Regions from separate parts of the Homo sapiens genome. Here region 2 is linked to region 1. A link is an interaction called in ENCODE POLR2A ChIA-PET data of the cell type or tissue named here. Cell type or tissue: PC-3. All regions are shown on one strand. Links, peaks and the distances in the headings refer to the core of each region. The heading gives the core; the rest is flanking DNA. Region 1 overlaps NFAM1 (NFAT activating protein with ITAM motif 1). Region 2 holds the start of LOC101927372 (a long non-coding RNA gene).

What was found. ChIA-PET counts read pairs that join two places held together with the same protein. Peaks named below come from ENCODE experiments on the same cell type or tissue, not always from the same donor. Only the 100,000 strongest peaks of a DNase experiment are listed, where the experiment ranks them.
Region 2: POLR2A ChIA-PET joins it to region 1 with 12 read pairs; 2 of 35 experiments call an interaction of 5 or more read pairs at or near these places.

Annotation. Positions count from the first base shown.
Region 1 is chr22:42,409,929-42,419,114 of GRCh38, forward strand. It overlaps NFAM1 (NFAT activating protein with ITAM motif 1), which reads right to left. Exons shown (of 6, transcript NM_145912.8): 2 at 1,479-1,808. Among named protein-coding and RNA genes, the nearest start is that of NFAM1, 18 kb to the right of the region's middle. In PC-3, for the core only: no CTCF peak of the experiment used is centred there; no DNase peak of the experiment used is centred there.
Region 2 is chr22:42,502,554-42,511,717 of GRCh38, forward strand. It overlaps RRP7A (ribosomal RNA processing 7 homolog A), which reads right to left. Exons shown (of 7, transcript NM_015703.5): 7 at 5,791-9,164. It overlaps LOC101927372 (a long non-coding RNA gene), which reads right to left and starts at 3,306. Exons shown (of 2, transcript XR_938283.3): 1 at 3,267-3,306; 2 at 1-806. It also overlaps the pseudogene SERHL. RefSeq lists enhancers at 2,041-2,674, 5,780-6,479, 6,480-7,178. In PC-3, for the core only: no CTCF peak of the experiment used is centred there; no DNase peak of the experiment used is centred there.

The sequences.
Region 1 (9,186 bases), core at 737-8,736:
TGGGACTGACAGGGGGCTGCACCCAGGCTAGGTGAGGCCCAGCCCTCCTACCCCATGCCATCCCCAGTCCCTCCTGCTGGCATCCAGTCCTCCTTCCCCTCACCCCATCCATCCATCCGACTGGCAAAAACACACGGAGTGCCAACCACATGCCAGGCACATGAGCATGATTTCCCCAGCACTGCCTATTGTCAGCCACCAGCCCATATGGGCACCATCTCCTTCAACCTCATCCAAGTCCTTGGAAGGCAGAGGATCGCCATGAAGACCAGGCCCAAGATCACATCGGGCAAGCAGCAGGACAGAGGTTCAAACCCAGGTCTATGGGATTCCGAAGCCCCCAGCTCCTTCCAGGGGATCGCAGAGGTAGGTCAGAGAATCAGGGCTTTGGTGATGGGCTCACTCATAACTTTTGGGATCATCACTCCTTTGAGAATGTGATGAAAACTGGCTGGGTGTGCTGGCTCATGCCTGTAATCCCAACACTCTTGGAGGCTGAGGTGGGCGGATCACTTGAGGTCAGGATTCGAGACCAGCCTGGCCAACATGGCGAAATCTTGTCTCTATTAAAAATACAAAAAGTAGCCAGGTGTGGTGGTGGACATCTGTAATCCCAGGTACTTGGGAGGCTGAGGCATGAGAATCGCTTGAACCCAGGAGGCAGAGATTGCAGTGAGCCAAGATTGGGCCAGTGCACTTCAGCCTGGGTGACAGAGCGAGACTCTGTCTCAAAAAAAAAAAAAAAGAGAGAGCATGATGAAAACTAAAGATCTGTCTCTGGAAAGGTGTATTATACATGAGCCAAGTGCTCACATACACGAGGCCCCCACAAATACATACATGCACATACCTAGTTCTGCAGAAGTTCCCCCACCATGATGCCCATGGCACACTGAGACCAAGGGCCCAAGGGAGCTCTTTTAGGTCACCTGCCAGCGGCGTTCAGGAGCAGATCTGCATGCCCGGCCCTGCCCTTTCCACACCCAGATGGAGCCCTGGCACAGCCGTAGGCCGGGGCTCCCTGAAGTGGGTCTGCCTGCTTTGCCAATGCTGGTAGACAAGGCAAACCATTCTCTATTTCTTTTCTTTTCTTTTTTTTTTTTTTTTTTTTTTGAGATGGAGTTTTGCTCTTGTCACCCAGGCTGGAGTGCAATGGTGCGATCTAGGCTCACTGCAACTTCCCATCCTGGGTTCAAGAAATTCTTATGCCTCAGCCTCCTGAGTAGCTGGGATTACAGGCACCTGCCACCATGCCCAGCTAATTTTTGTGTTTTTAGTAGAGACGGGGTTTCACCATGTTGGCCAGGCTGGTCTCGAATCCCTGACCTCAGGTGATCCACCCGCCTCAGCCTCCCAAAGTGCTGGGATGTGTGAGCCACTGCGCCTGGCCCCATTCTCTATTTCCGATCCAAAGTCCCAAACTGCCATTTGAAACCTCTGTGTCCTTTGCCCTGGAAGAGCCACAGAGGAAGCCTTACCTCTGACCAGGATGAAGGTGCCGCTGCCTCTCACCGTGGAGTGTGGCCAGTGGACAGAGCAGTAGTAGGTGCCAGTGGCCGATGCTCCCGGCAGCACAAGGGTGACCTGGCAGTCCAGGGTGTGGCTCTGGTTCTCTGTGCCCAGTCCAGGGTGGCAGTTTGTTGGCTTCTTAGGGCTCCTCTGTCCCTGGAGATCTTCATGAAAGTAGCTGACTGTGAAAACCTTGAATTGGGGAGTGTATGGATAGGTGATCCTGCAGCTGAAGGAGATAGCTGTGTTGGCCAGGGAGGCCATGATGGGCAGGCCGGTGTGGGTCACTGACTGTCCTCCTGGAGGGGAAGCAAAGGGAGAGAGCAACAGGTCACTTGAGGCTGCCTCAGTCCCACCCACTTGCCTGTTAAGGCTCACGACCGGGTGCGGTGGCTCACACCTGTAATTCCAACACTTTGGGAGGCCGAGGCAGGCGGATCACTGGAGGTCAGGAGTTCAAGACTAGCCTGGCCAACATGGTGAAACCCCGTCTCTACTAAAAATACAAAAATTAGCCAGGCTAACTTTTTTATGCCCATAACCCCAGCACTTTGGGAGGCTAAGGTGGGCCGATCACCTGAGGTCAGGAGTTTGAGACCAGCCTGGCCAACATGGCAAAACCTGTCTCTATTAAAAATACAAAGATTAGCCAGGTGTGGTAGTGTATGCCTGTAATCCCAGCTACTCGGGAGACTGACGCAGGAGAATCGCTTGAACCTGGGAGGCTGAGGTTGCAGTGAGCAGAGATCATGCCACTGCACTCTAGCCTGGGCGACAAGAGCAAGAGTCCGTCTCAGAAAAAAAAAAAAGAAAGACAAGTCTCGTGCATCGTGTGAGCTTACCTCTGCAGGTGCAGCCCCTACCTCTCCTGCACTTGCTGTGTGCCGGAGTTGTGCCAAGCATATTACGCACACCACTCTACCTCTCCTAATATACCCCAAGGCAAAGTGAGAGCCCCTGTTTTATGAAGAAGAAGAGTCTGAGGGTCAGGGAGTTGAAGCACTTAGCTCCAGATTCCTCAGCAGGTAGAGAGTGGAGCTACAACCCCATCCAGGGCTGGGGAACACCAGAGCCTGCGCTCCCAACCCCTCTTCTTCCCAAAGGCCAAGAGGCCACCTGGGATCAAAGCACAGGCCTGAGAAGAGAGAAAGCTGGTGATGGATGAGAAATAAAGAAGGAGGCAGGAAAACAAAATAAAGAAACCCAAGCGTTTCCTGGCGGTAGACAGAGAGGGAGGCAGGTCTGCCCACAGTTCTCCCCGTGCCAAAGTAAGGAGGCATTCAGGCAGCGGGAGACACAAACCTCTCCCGGACTCTGGGCTCGGAGAGGATTTGTCAGGTTTTTTACAGTATAACAGGCAACATCCTGAGAGCAGTTTTTCCAACAACGCAGAGGTGCTCCACGTGGGGCCATTTCGGCTGTGATCATGATGTCAATGACCATGACAAAGCCAGTTTTGTAGGAGCCACCCCTCCCCCCACTCATCAGAGGCACCTCAGAAAACAGTTTGAAAATTCCCAAAGCAGCAGCCCTGCCTGGGGGGCTCTAACCCCTGCTGCAGGCCTCTGAGATGCTGTTTGGATCCTGGGCTGGGGGCAGCAGCCGCCCCCTGCCCCAGACTTCAGCTGCACAGGCCCCTCGGCTTTAGCGCTCCTGGGTTCTCCAGGCCCCTCCTTCTCCAGCAGCTGAGCAGCAGACAGTTCTAAATTGAGGTCGGCAGCCAGCAGCCAAGAACATGCAGGCCGGATTGTTAATCGGGAGAAGATCGTGTCTTTGAGATGCTCAGAGGAGCCGCAAGATTTATTTTATTGGGGAAAGAGAGGTGTGGGCCCTGCCTGTGGTGTGGGGCTGGAGGGAGGCCAGGCTCATCTCTTCCCAGGTCTCTTCAGTTCAGCTCTGAGCCAGAGCTCTGGGAAGGGGGTCCCAAAGGGAGGCCAGCCTTCTGGAAGATGCGGGAACAGAGATGGAGTTGGCCCTGTGCGTCAGTTAATCCCTCAAAATTCTGGCAATGCTGATATTTTGAGCTTCCTGTTGAGCCACTAAAGAGACACCCCCAGGCTGGGCAGGGTGGCTCATGCCTGTAATCCTAGCACTTTGGGAGGCCGAGGCGGGTGGATTGCTTGAGGCCTGGAGTTCGAGACCAGCCTGGCTAACATGGTGAAACCCCGCCTCTACTAAAAATACAAAAAAAGAAAAAAAAATCAGGAGCCGCGGTGGCTCAGGCCTGTTGTCCTGTCACATAAGAAGGCAAGGCCAGGCATTTGAGACCAGCCTGGACAACACAGAAAGCCCTCATCTATATAACAACAATAATAACAACAACAACAAAAATTTGGCCAGGGCTGTTGGCTCATGCCCGTAATCCCAGCACTTTGGGAAGCCAAGGTGGGCAGATCTCTTGAGGTCAGGAGTTCAAGATCAGTTTGGCCAACATGGCAAAACCCCGTCTCTACTAAAAATAAAAATATTAGCCAGGTGTGGTGGTGGGCACCTGTAATCCCAGCTACTCAGGAGGCTGAGGCAGGAAAATCGCTTGAATCTGGGAGGTGGAGGTTGCAGTGAGCCAAGATCGCGCCACTGCACTCCAGCCTGAATGACAGAGCAAGACTTCGTCTCAAAAAAAACAAAAAGAAGAAAGAAAGAAAAAGAGAGACACACCCTCCCTCAAAGAACTAAAGGCACTCACAGTTCCAGGGAATCGACTCACATGTCGGCAGTCACAGTGGGTTCGACTTGTAATTGACATAACGACACTCGCTTGTGAAATGTCATTCCAGGGAGCTGGCACCCGGGCCCCCTCCAGGGCTCCCCTCTGGTGGACGGAGCAGGGGGGATTTTACCCTGGACTTTGTATCTCCGGACTCTACTGCAGGATTGCTGCTGTTTAATGATAACATTACATTCATTTTGTCATAAAACTAAGAGCCTTGCTTCAGGGCACGGACTTATCCGAGATGGGACAGGGGCAGGGTAGGCATATAGAGATGGGGGCTGTTATATTGTCCCCCAGGGACCCAGGTGGGCTGGGATGGTGGCGCGTGTCTGTAATCCCAGCTACTCAGGAGCCAAAGCAGAAGGACCTCTTGAAGCCAGGAGTTCAAGGCCAGCCTGGGCATCAAATTTTTTTTTTTTTAAATTAAAAAAATTTTTTTTTAGAGACAAGAGGGGTAGAGTGAACCACAAATGACATCACCACCGACCCTGCCCAGCAGCCCTGCACAGCACTCACAGGCCACTGCCCCCTCTGTGTACCTACCCTGTGGCCCCCTCGACCTGTGACCTCCATATCCTCACCCGGGGCCTCCTGCTCCTCCTCACAGTGTATCTAAGAGGCCACTCCAGGGGGAGGGCAGATACACTGTCAGCACCATGAAACCTTCCTGCTTGTCCTGGGCAGGAAGACTTCAGACCAATTTCTTTAAAAATTCTCCCTGTCTGAGGTATCCTTCTAGAAAATGATGAACTCTGCTACTGCAATTAAGCCGATCTTTACAATTCCAGGGAAATCTATAAAAACAGACGTCCGTTGTTCTATATTCTTTTGGGATTCATTTCTTTAAGGTCACCGAGTTAGGCTCATGACAATGCACTGCTCTGGCTTAGATCAGCCACAGCGAGGAGAGGCTTCGAAACGAGAACCTCAGACCTCTGATGAAACTGCTGTGTCCAAAAAGTAAAGAGAGGAAGCCGTCTCTGACGAGCTCAGTCAATAACAACGTCCAGTCTGGAGACGTCAGGCCAAAAAACCCGGGGGAGGAGAGGAGGTCCGCAGTTACAGCCAAGACCTCTGGGTTCTGGCCTGCGAATGTAGCTCACCACCTCCCCTGCACCTACACCTTCCTTTCTTTCTTTCTTTCTTTTTTTTTTTTTTTTTTTTTTTGAGATGGAGTCTCGCTCTGTCGCCCAGGCTGGAGTGCGATGGCGCGATCTCAGCTCACTGCAAACTCTACCTCCTGGGTTCACGCCATTCTCCTGCCTCAGCCTTCCGAGCAGCTGGGACCACAGGCACCCGCCACCATGCCTGGCTAATTTTTTGTATTTTTAGTAGAGACGGGGTTTCACCGTGTTAGCCAGAATGGTCTCAATCTCCTGACCTCGTGATCTGCCCACCTCGGCCTCCCAAAGTGCTGGGATTACAGGCGTGAGCCACCGCGCCCGGCCTGCACCTTCCTTTCAATGGGGCATCAGCACCCCAGAGCTGGAATCCTGCAACTGCCCAGCTCCCACCCCATCTCCTGGACCCGTGCCTCCCAGAGGCCCCTTCAGGGGTGTAGGCTGTAGAGGTCTAGGCCCTAGTTGGCTGCCAACTAGAAGCGGTCCCCCGTGAAGGCACAGTGCTGATAGGTTTCACGGTCATTTCCAAGTCCACAAATTCTTTTCAGCTGTCATTTGTTTGTGCCTCCCACAAACATTGAAGGGGTACCAGTTAGGTCACAGGCCCTGTCCCAGACCAGGAGGGGCTCCCTGCCGTGGCAACATCCCCAGTCCAAAAGGGAAGGAGCAGAAAGAGCCTGAGGCAGAAGGGCTGGTATGGGGAGCATTGAGTTTGCCTGGGATGAGGTTGGGGTGCAGGGTTTGTGGCCCGGGGGTCTAGAGGGTGTCCATGACCCAGAAGTAGGAACCCACAGACAGAAGGAAAAGAAAAATTACAGGAATTGTATCCTGGCTTGGTGTGACACAGGTCCTATGTCAATTAAACACCACGACGATCCTAGGCGGCAACTATTGCAACCGCGTTCTGGAGCGGGTCTAGCTAGGAGTGGTGGCACACGCCTGTAGTTCCAGCTACTCAGGAAGTCGAAGCAGGAGGATCGCTTGAGCCCAGGAGTTTGAGACCAGCCTGAGCACATAGTGAAATCCCATCTCAAAACCAAAACCAAAAAGCAGAGGATCTTAAAGGCCCAAAACCACAGAGATCATGAGTGGTGGGGCCAGGCTTCGGACCCCAGTTGGTCTGGCTGTGTTGAGGAAGAAGAGCCAGCACCCAGGCTGGGAAGCTGTCATCAGATATGGCAGGGGGTGCTCACATTGGCACTGGGCACAGTAGCCATCAGATGCTAATAAGAGGTTTGTCAGAACCCTGGTGGGCCTCACAAATTTTCACCACCAGATGGCCAACAAGTGGCTACTTGGCTCCAGGATCACATGGAGACCACGGGGTCACAGAAGGTGGGTGTAGAGGGGGCTGGGGAGAGCTGCAGGGCATCCGGCCTGCCCCGGGGGTGCCTGCTTCTCACCCCAGGCTGAGAGGGGCTTTAGCGGGACCCTGGCTGAACTTGAGCAGTATTCCCTGAGTGAGGGCACTCGGCCGCTATCTATCTCATGCCAGGGCGTGGTGTGGCTGCATCATGCTTTGTCCCTTTTCTGGCAAAGGCAGTATGTCCCCATGGGATAACGTGGTCCGGGGCAGTGAGCTGGCTGAGTGTCCTTCTAGACTGGCTCATGCAGCTGCCTAGAGGGGCCCACGGCCTGGAGAGGAAGACCAGGGTGGATACCAGACGCCGGGGGCTGAGGAGGGAGTGAGAGCCACAGAATTCCAGTTAGCAATCCCCCACTTCCGTGGGGGCCCCAACGGACTCCACGCAACACCGCAAGCACGCAGAGCCCAGGGCCAGCCTCCCCCGCACCTGACAAGGCAGGTCTTTTCTGCCTCCACCCAGGTTGACCGGTGGGGACGGACAAGGAAGGGGTCTGGGTGGGAAAGAGAAGAGGCACCTCGCCCCTCACCCTCACACAGGCTTCAGGTGGCCTGGGGAACCACTTCAGCTTTAGAGTTTGAAGTTTTGTCTGTTACACAGGGTTAGAGATGTGAAGAACTGGGACGCATTTGTGACTTTCGGTGACCATAGAACTTTGACTTAGAGTGACCAGAGGAGCTGAGTTTTGCCAGGAGAAATCCCCCAGCACCAAGGGGCCTAGAGGGCCCAGGAGCTGCTCCCAGCTGCTTTTCTGGTTATTCTCCAGGTCCCATGGGATCTGGGGCAGGCAGAGCTGGAACAGGTCCTGGGGCGCAGGGAGGAAACGTCTCAAGGAGCCCCAGGTGTTTTCTGTGCAGGGAACGGATTTGAGAACTTCCCTTCCACTTAGAGAGTTTAGGAGGATTTGAGATTTGCCCTGTGGAGAGCGGGGCCTGGAGGTGGCTGCAAGGAGCACCCCTGAGGCTCAGGGAGGGCAGAGTTGGGGCAGAGAGTGAGGAGGGGCTGGTGAGGACCTGAACTCTCCTGCCTGGCCTGCCCTGCTGCAGGGGCAGGGAGTTTGGCCCAGGGGGAGTTTTCTGAACAGGAGCTTCTTGAACCTGCTGAATGTGGATAGGATGGTGCAGGGAGAGGGGAGAGGGCACCCATAGTGAGGACCATGGGGGAGGAGGGGTGGAGCAGGAGGGCAGCAGGGCCATCAGAGGCAGGGTTGCCACACGGTGTCTGGGAGGGCCCCCGCCCCGTCCCCGGGCTTGGCTGTTTGTTTTGAGTCTTCAACTCCTCTCCTGTGCCTCCCCACCCCCACAGAACTGCAAGCGCAGACATCTCATCTGGGCAGCGCCGTGGATCCCTGCTTAGTCTGCCCACCCTGCTTTACAGGAGACTGTGTTTTGGGGGGTGACACACCCTCCATCCCTCACTTCTCTGCAGCTCCAGGGAAGTCCCTCCCACACTGTGAGGAAGCCTTGGGCCTGGCCAGAAATAGGGGCGATGAGCGGGGGCGTTTGGGAAAAGCCCAGGTTCTGGAGGCAACAGGCCTGGATGCGGCTCCTGGCTCTGCCACTTCAAGGCTGTGCAACTTGGGCAGCTGGCTTTACTTCTCTGACCTCAGTGTCTCCCCACAACACAGGGGGAGCAACAATGCCAGCCTTAAGGGGTTGTGGTGGGATTAATTGGGACCTGGAACCCAGCTACTTGCCACGGGCCAGGCTGCCTTTCCCCAGGGACAAGAATGAGACAGGGAGTCCTCCTTGGGGATCTACAAAGGCAAATCCCAGCTGGGTGTGGTGGCTCATGCCTATTAACCCCAGCACTTTGGGAGGCCGAGGCAGGCAGATCACATGAGGTCAGAAGTTCAAGACCAGCCTGGCCAACATGGTGAAACCCCTTCTATACTAAAAATACAAAAAAGTATCTGGGTGTAGTGGCACAAGCCTATAGTCTCAGATACTTGGGAGGGTAAGGCAAGAGAATCGCTTGAACCCAGGAGGCGGAGATTGCAGTGAGCCGAGATCGCACTGCTACACTCCAGCCTGGGTGACAAGAGCTATCTCTGTTTTTTTTTTTTTTAAAAGGCAAATGCCAGCCCTATACCCTTCTGCCGGGTTAAATGACATGCCCTCAGTGCAGGGCACATAGGCCCTGATGGTCCAGGCACAGAAGGACCCCCAGGGGTCTTTCCCTGACCCAGACTTGGGCACTGTCCCTGTCCCGGGCGCTGGCCTGGCCTGGCTGAAGGCCCCTCAGGGGTGTGGTGTGTGCAGGGCTGGGGGCATGAACAGCCCTCTGCCTTCAGCCTCCAGCTGCTCTTCTCCCACCCTTGTTGGGAAAGAGTTTGTCAACCGCCCACGGGTGCCTGAGTCCTTCCTTTTCCGGTTCTTCTTATGAATCTGTGGCTGCTTGAACTTGGAGTTTGAGAGCTGGGCGGAGTTGCTATCCTCCCACACCTGGCGCGGGGACCACATGCCGAGTGAGTCCCTGG
Region 2 (9,164 bases), core at 1,165-9,164, 93 kb after region 1:
GCCGCAAGGGACACAGGGATGAGGGAAATGTGGTCTTTTGAGTGGTCAGGTCTGATGAAGGGGACATCATGGCCCAGATGCTGAGCCCCCAGCCACCCATATGGTGCCCCCCCCCCAACTGGTGGGAAGAAGCTTTAGGGTATGCAGCTGGGGAGGGAGTGAGGGAATGTCACCCACAGCTCTTTTGTCCCCCAGGTGGCGTCGTGGGCGGAATGGTGAGTAGATGGCTTTGTCTGGCCAACTGGGGCTCCCTTGGGTGGAGTGGGGAGGGGAGCACAAAGGAGGAAGGAGAAGGTACCTGGGACAGAAAGTGCCTCCTCCTGTCACAGTGATAGTCCTTATACCAGGAAGTTGGTGTAAACGGTGGAGACTCCTGGTAGAGTTCATGTTTCCACGCCCCCATACCCGGTCCCACCGCACCCTGGAGTCCAGCCATCACCAAGGTCTGGAGCTCAGTGCTGGGTGCAGACTTAGGGGTGGTGGGGGAAGGCACACCATAGATAGAAGATTCTCCTCTGGCCTCTTGGTCAGCACCCTCCCCCCAGCCTAAAAGATGTTTCGGGGAACTCCAGGGTCCCCAGGGAAAGGCGGGAGTGTCCTTTCCTTCTTCATCCTATTCATTCTCCCCTTTTGGCATCCTCACAGTTTTTCTGTACCTTCCCCGAGATGGTGGATAAACTTATCTTGCTGGACACGCCGCTCTTTCTCCTGGAATCAGATGTGAGAAGCGGGCTTTCGTGCATGCTGTCATTAGGGAGGACCTGGGCCCCGGGCAGCGCTCCCAGCCCTGTCTCCTTTGGTGGACACTAGGGAAGCACGAGGAGGCGGCAGAGGGTGGGAAAGGGGAGTCAGGGACCCGCTCCCCAACAGATGACACCCTTCTGCTGCTTATACCCCTAGCAGTGGTCAGGACAAGGGGTGTGGGGGACCCCTTGGAAACTGGATGTGTGGCTCGGGATCTGCAGAATGCCAGGCTGATCACGCAGTGGCAGGCAGTGGAAGAGGGCAGCGGCCATGGGTGGAAGATGTTCTAGGGCACACAGCTGGGCCGGCACACTGCACTCACACCCAGTCGAATGCCTTTGCACTGTGTCCACATTGCACCACCACACATGACAGCCCTAAATGTGAACTGAAGGAACAAGGACTGACCCCTCTGACCACCACTACCCATAACCAGTACTGTCTCTGCGTCTGAGTCCTGGCCTGGTTTACCTGCTGGGTGACCCCTGGCAAGTTACTTTGCCTCTCTGGGCCTTAGTTCCCGCACGTGTAAAATGAGGTTGGGCTCAATGACCTGGCCAGCTCTGACATCCTGTCATTTTCTTGCCAAGGTCTCAGCCTATCAGTTGTGACACAAGTCTCATCAGTTTCAGTTTTCTTGTCCATAGAATGACCACAGATCGGCCAGATGCGGTGGCTCACGCCTGTAATCCCAGCACTTTGGGAGGCCGAGGCTGGCGGATCACCTGAGGTCAGGATTTCGAGACCAGCCTGACCAACATGGAGAAATCCCGTCTCTACTGAAAGTACAAAATTAGCTGGGCGTGGTGGCACATGCCTGTCATCCCAGCTACTTGGGAGGCCGAGGCAGGAGAATCGCTTGAACCCAGGAGGCGGAGGTTGCAGTGAGCCGAGATTGCGCCATTGCACTCCAGCCTGGGCAACAAGAGGGAAACTCCGTCTCCAAAAAAAAAAAAAAAAAAAAAAAAAAAGAATGACGGCAGATCCCATAAGGATAAGGATCATGTCCATCTCTGTCACCACATCCCCAATCCTGGCACCTAGTAAGGGCTCAGTAAATGTTCCTTGCATGAGCTCAGCTAGCTCAGGGGCTATTATAAGGATCCAATTTACAGATGGCAGACAGCAGACACTCCCTTCTTTCTGCATTTCACCCACTGAATTGACAAGTGCAGTGCCCCCAGGGGCTTCCTCCTGGGCGAGTCAAGAGGGGCATTTGGTCCTCTTGTCCTGCATTCTCAGGCATGGGTAGATGGGAGATGCCCCCCTCTGCAGCCCCAGGCAGTGGGCCTGAGGCTGTCCTCACAGAGTGAGCCACACATCATGGGGGAGCTTGGAAGCCCCAGAAATGCGCCCTTTCTGCCAGTCCCTTTCTGCCACTGAGAATGATGGCATTCGTTGAACCAGATGAAACTGCCAACCCCAGATGGTTCGTGGCCTCCGGACCCTAATTTCATGCCTTTGCAAAGCACTTGGCAGTTGACAGAGATTCCCCTTCCTCTCCATCATCCCACCTGATCTCTTCAACTGTCCCTGGCCGCAGGCAAGACCAGGCTGGCTGTGACTGAGGCGAAGCAAAGACTCGTTCAGAATCGTGGGGCTGACTAGCCAGGGCTGGGGCTGTGTGCCCCTTTGCCGAGAGGGGCTCAGCTGAGAGCAGAGGGCAGGGCTAGGAGGGGCAGAGACCTCGTCTGCAGCCTGGATCCCTGCCCACCAGCCAACTGTGCCTCCTTAGGAAATGGAGAACTTGCTGACCTACAAGCGGAGAGCCATAGAGCACGTGCTGCAGGTAGAGGCCTCCCAGGAGCCCTCGCACGTGTTCAGCCTGAAGCAGCTGCTGCAGAGGTGGGTGCCCGGTGTGGACGGGGAGCTGGTGGGGTCCAGGGGAGGACATCCCGTGAGACGTGGAGAAGCTTCTTTCTCCCTCTCACCCAACAAGCCTGTTTCTCCCTGGGGTCACGCTGAGCACCAGGCTTCCCAGGGTCTTCAGGGACGTTCTCTCTTTCCCTCTGCCCCTGCTCCAGCCATGCCCCTTACTTCCAATACCCTCCCCACACCTCTCACGCACCCGCCTCTCTCCCAAGCACATGCTGCTTCCACGCCTTCTCTCCCCTCTGGGACTCCAGCCTGGGCTCCCTTACCTGGAATTCTCCCCTGTGCTTGCTCACTGGCTTCCCCACTCCTTGGGGCCTCAGCTGGGAACCCTGCCCTGACACCCCCAGGCAAGCTGTCCCTGCCCTGCAGGTAACCACACTGTCCAATAAGAGCCTATTGATTCCTCTGTTTCCCGAGGCATGTGAACTCCGCAACCCCCACTATGGCTGATTTGGTCATCTTTGTGCCTCCTGCATCTGGCAGTGGGCCTGGTAGGTCAGAGCTCCACACATATTTGTTGTCTGAAGGAGGAGAAGCCCCCCACTGCCCCACCACACGCACGCGCACACACACCCACACACACACACCCTGCCGCTGTAAACATGCAATCGAAACACGGGACACAGGCCAGGCGCAGTGGCTCACACCTGTAATCCCAGCACATTGGGAAGCTGAGGTGGGAAGATAGCTTGAGCCCAGGAGTTAGAGACCAGCCTGAGCGAGATAGCGAGACCCTGTATTTAAAAAAAAAAAAAAAAAAAAATTAGCTGGTCGTGGTGGCACACGCCTGTGGTCCCAGCTACTCAGCAGCCTTAGTTGGGAGGAGTGCTTAGCCCCAGGAGGTCGAGGCTGCAGACAGCCATGATCATGCCACTGCACTCCAGTTTGGGTGACAGTGAGACCCTGTTTCAAAAGGAAAACAAGGGCCGGGCACGGTGGCTCACGCCTGTAATCCCAGCTACTCAGGAGGCTGAGGCAGGAGAATCGCTTGAATGGGAGGCAGAGGTTGCCGTGAGCCGAGAGAGCACCACTGCACTGCAGCCTGGGCGACAGAGCGAGACTCCATCTCAAGAAAAAAAAAAAAAAAGAAATTACATAGGTGACATAATACATAATGATTGTCAATTTAACCGTTTGTAAGTGTGCACTTCAGTGGCATTAAATACAGTCGATGGAGGTGAGGAGAGGAGGGAGACATCCCAGGCACTGGCTGCTGCACAGGGAAAAGCTCGAAGTCAGCTCGGTGCATCTGTTGAGAGGGGGATTCCTGATAGAGGCTGTGAAGATTAAAGAGGGGAGGGGCAGGATGACAAAGGTTCTCAAAAAACAGCGTCCCATCTGGAGGCCTGTGTCACTGGAGACTTGTATTAATAGAAACTTGGCCATCTCTGCCAGTGAGGGGCTGTAGGACCTTGGGCAAGGTGCTTACCCTCTCTGAGCCTTGGTTGTCTCACGTGCAAAAAGAAAGTGCTTTCATTCGCTCAGCTGGTTTATGAGCAGCTTGGCTAGGGGAGCCAAGCCCTGGGCCTGCCTTTGAAGGGTTGTTGTCGAGACTAGGTGAGGTCATGTGTGTTGAGTGGCCTCGCACAGTGCTGTCGCTTCAGGTGCTCATGGCCTGTGCTATTTTGTGATTGTTAAAATATGGTAGAACATTGGACACATGTGAGACACTGTCATTAGAGGTGGGGATGCTCTAACTGCAGGGAGACCGCTGAGAGCTGCTGCCCAGGCCCAGGCCAAGAGATGAGGCTTGGACCAGGGCGTCAGCCAATGGTCTGGGAATGTTAACGTGTTTGTCTTTGATCCGTGTGGGATTTGTTCTTGAGCATGGTGTCAGATAGTGATTCATTTTCTTTTTTTTTTTTCATGTTTTAAAAGTTCTATTTTTCTTTATTATTATTATTATTATTATTATATTATTATTATTATTGATACAGAGTCTCGCTCTTGTTGCAAAGGCTGGAGTGCAATGGCACCATCTCAGCTCACTGCAACGTTCGCCTCCCAGGTTCGAGTGATTCTCCTGTCTCAGCCCCCAAGTAGCTGGGATTACAGGCACCCACCACCACACCTGGCTAATTTTTGTGTTTTTAGTGGAGATGGGGTTTCACCATGTTGTCCAGGCTGGTCTCGAACTCCTGACCTCAGGTGATCTGCCTGCCTCGACCTCCCAAAGTGCTGGGATTACAGGCATGAGCCACAGTGTTCGGTCTATTTGAATTGTAGAGACAGGGTCTCCCTCTGTCACCCAGACTGGAGTGCCATGGCTCAATCATGGCTCACGCAGCCTCAACCTCCTGGGCTGAAGTGATCTTCCCACCTCAGCCTCCCGAGTAGCTAGGACTACAGGTGTGCGCTATCACACCCAGCTAAGTTTTTTACTTTTGTAGAGACAGGGTCGTGCCATGTTGCCCAGGCTGGTCTTGAATGCCTGGGCTCAAGCTATCCTCCCGCCTGTTTCCCAAAGTACTGGGATTATAGGTGTGAGCCACTGCAGCCAGCCATTGTAATTGTTTTTCTAGATGAACAGCTAGTTATTCCAATACCAGCTGTTGGGTGGTCCTCCCTACCCACTAAGGCTCACTCACTGGTGGTTTGTCCCTTGTGTGTGCTGACCTTCGTGGTGGGAGTTTATTGCCAGATCCTAGTCAATCTGACTTTTGGAGATGCCCCTTTCCCTGTCCTTAGGGACCATGTCTTATGTGACCTGATCTGTAGTGGGATCTGTGATCACCCATAATGCTGGAAGGAGGAGGCTTCCCAGGGATGGAAAGACTTCGTTAGGACATAAACTAAATTGCAGAAGATACACATTCCAAGATGGGGCTGGCCCAAAATTCTTTTTTTTTATTTTTATTTTTTAAATTTCTGGCCAGGTGCAGTGGCTCACGCCTGTAATCCCAGCACTTTAGGAGGCCGAGGCAGGCAGATCACTTGAGGCCAGGAGTTAAAGACCAGCCTGGCCAACATGGTGAAACCCTGTCTCTACCAAAAAATACAAAAATTAGCCGGGAGTGGTGACACACACCTGTAGTCCCAGCCACTTGGGAGGCTGAGGCAGGAGAATCGCTTGAACCCGGGAGGCGGAGGTTGCGGTAAGCTGAGATCACGCCATTGCACTCCAGCCTGGGCAACAAGAGCAAAAAAAAAAAAAAAAAAAGGTTCTATAAATTCTTCTCATATTTTTATTTAACATCCACAATGTGATTTAAGATGTAATCAACATAAAGCTTGATTGCATTATTTTGCATGCTGTTTTCCAAATCCAGCTTCGTGTCACACCTACAGCACATCTCACTCAAGCTGGCCACATCCCCGCCATCCAGACGTAAAACAGTCACAAGACAGGGCAGGCAGGGCCGCGGAGGAGGCTGGCTGGGGCCATCACGGAGTGCCCATCCTGCACTGTGGTCCCAGCAAGTTTCTTTCTCCTGGCAAGAAGCCTGTCCCAGGCTGGCAGGGGACAGCGTGAGGTGCAGCCTATGGACTGGGAAAGGGGTGTGGAAGGGCCACACCTAAGTCCTAAAATCCAGGCCCAAAAGTGGCCCAACTCACTTCTCTGACTTTAATCACACAGCCATACCTGGTGGCAAAGGAGTATTGGAAATGGAGTCAGGCTGGGTAGCCACGAGCCCAGGAAGAGGGGAGAACAGACTTGGAGAGGGCAGGAGTCTCTGGCCACCAGGGGCTAAAGAGCCTTCGATGAGGCAGTGATGTGGGGTCCTGGGCTCAGACCCAGGGTGGGTGGCTAAGGTGCCCTCGCCAGGGCTTAGCCACCCCAACAGAGATGGGTTTCGTGCCCACGAGAGTGCCTGTGCCTTGTGACGAGAATTCACCATGTTTTTGTCTCTGCAGGCAGAGAACAGCATTGACTTCGTCAGCAGGGAGCTGTGTGCGCATTCCATCAGGAAGCTGCAGGCCCATGTCCTGTTGATCAAGTGAGTCTGGACCCATCCCCTTCAGTCACCCCCCAAGGAGACATGGGCGCCAGGAATCTCTGGGAGGGGGCCCTGGCATGAGGCTCCAAGTTCTCTGCGTGTCGACCACATCGCTAAGACTCAAGATCTTTTTTGGGAAGCCCCCCTGGCAGCAGGGTCATGGAAGGAGGAAGGTCAGAGGAGGGGAGGGCTCAGGCAGCAGGGGATGGGCCGGGGCTGTCCCATGCCTTTCCACAGGTGTCAGCGGGGGGCATGCCCAGGTAAGGCTCCATAACCAGTGAGCCCAGTCTCGACTCACTGCAACCTCTGCCTCCTGGATTCAAACGATTCTCCTGCCTCAGCCTCCCGAGTAGCTGGGACTACAGGCGCCCGCCACCACGCCTGGCTTATTTTTGTATTTTTAGTAGAGACGAGGTTTCGCCATGTTGGCCAGGCTGCTCTCCATCTCCTGACCTCATGATCCGCCTGCCTCGGCCTCCCAGTGTTGGGATTACAGGCGAGAGCCACCGTGCGTGGCCCACCATAGACGATTTTTAAGCCATAAAAAGAAACGAAGCACTGACATGGGCTCCAGCATGGATGAGCCTTGAAAACATCGCACTAAGTGGATGAAGTCAGACACAACCGTCTACGTGTTGTATGGCTGCATTCACGTTCAAGTCCAAATAGGACACACGGCAGAGACAAAGCCAGGTCATGGTTGCTCAGGACCGGAAGCCTGTTGGGGGTGGGGGGGTGGGGTGTGTGTGTGTGTGTGTAAGCTCAGAGGTTTGCGATTTCTTTGGGGGTGATGAAAATGTAATTGTGACGATGGTCTCACAACTCAATGTATTAAAAACCACGGGATTGTAGACTTTTTTTTTTTTTTTTTTGAGATGGAGTCTGGCTCTGTCGCCCAGGCTGGAGTGTAGTGGTGCAATCTCAGCTCACTGCAAGGTCCGCCTCCCGGGTTCACGCCATTCTCCTGCCTCAGCCTCCGGAGTAGCTGGGACTACAGGCACCCACCACCAAGCCCGGCTAATTTTTGTATTTTTAGTACAGACAGGGTTTCACCATGTTAGCCAGGATGGTCTCATCTCCTGACCTCGTGATCCACCCGCCTCAGCCTCCCAAAGTGCTGGGATTACAGGCGTGAGCCACCATACCCGGCCAGGATTGTAGACTTTCAATGGGAGGATTGTGAAGACATAAATTCTCTCTCAGAGCAAGTGTGGGCTCCAGCGCCTGTTCAGATCCCAGCTCTGCTGTTCAGGGCTGACTGTGACCAAGTCCTGAACTCCCTGCGCCCCAGCAAGGCTGTGCCTTCAGCACTTGCTTGCGCCTGGCTTGTGCCAGCTGAGCGTGAGCTGAGATTAACTGAGCCTCAAATCCAACCCAGGGTCAAGGGACCCAGCTGTGGGAGTTGGGGTAGCCCAGGCTTTGGTTTCTCCTCAGAGGCCTGAACCCAGGGCAGGATGGGGGCACCGCTGGGAGGCGGTTCTAAGATGAACCCCAACAACCCCCAACTCCTCACTTTCCAGAGCAGTCCACGGATATTTTGATCCAAGAGAGAATTACTCTGACAAGGAGTCCCTGTCGTTCATGATAGACACAATGAAATCCACCCTCAAAGAGGTAAGGCGGGGCTCAGGCAGCTGGTGTCCAGCCACTGTCGCCCACTCTGGTCCCACCTCACCCATCTCTTCTCATGCACTGGGAAAGACCCCTGGTCTGCCCCCAGGCCCAACAAGTGACCACCAGGATCTATCAGGCCTCATGCTCCAGTGATCAGTCCCTAGAGGCCTGGGGACACATGTAATCAGAATTTAAGAAACAGAGACCTTTGGTGGGGAGGTTCTTTACCATCCTCAAGTACCCACCCCTCCTTCTTGGGGCCAGGCACAATTAGGTGACCCAACTGCCAGAGACAGTCCCACATTTTTTGAGAGACAGGGTCTCATTCTGTTGCTCAGGCTCAGTCATAGCTCACTGCAGCCTCAAACTCCTGGGCTCAAATGATCCTCCCACCTCAGCCACCTGAGTAGGTGGCACTACAGGCGCATGCCATCATGCCCAGCTAATAGTCACACTTTTTTTTTTTTTTTGAGATGGAGTCTCACTCTGTCGCTCAGGCTGGAGTGCAGTGGGAAGATCTCAGCTTACTGTAACCTCCACCTCCCGGGTTCAAGCGACTCTCGTGCCTCAGCCTCCTGAGTAGCTGGGATTACAGGCACCTGCCACCATGCCCAGCTAATTTTTATATTTTTAAGAGATGGGGGTTCACCATGTTGGCCAGGCTGGTCTCAAACTCCTGACCTCAGGCGATCCGCCCACCTTGGCCTCCCAAAGTGCTGGTTTTGCAGATGGGAGCCACCATGCCCAGCCTAGTCTCACTTTATAGGCTCCCAAACCACAGCAGAACACCTGGCTGCCTCATCCCTCTGCACCCATCACGCCAGTGGGCATGCTGGCTGTAGGTGGGGATGGCCTTTGCCCGGGTTCCTGGGAGCACCTGGTGTTTTATGGTCACCTACCCACTTACACCTGACCCTGGGGCCTCTGCAGTTTTCTTGGCGTTGTCACCACAAAAGGAAGAAGCCCACCTGTGGCTGGCTGGCTGGCCGCCAG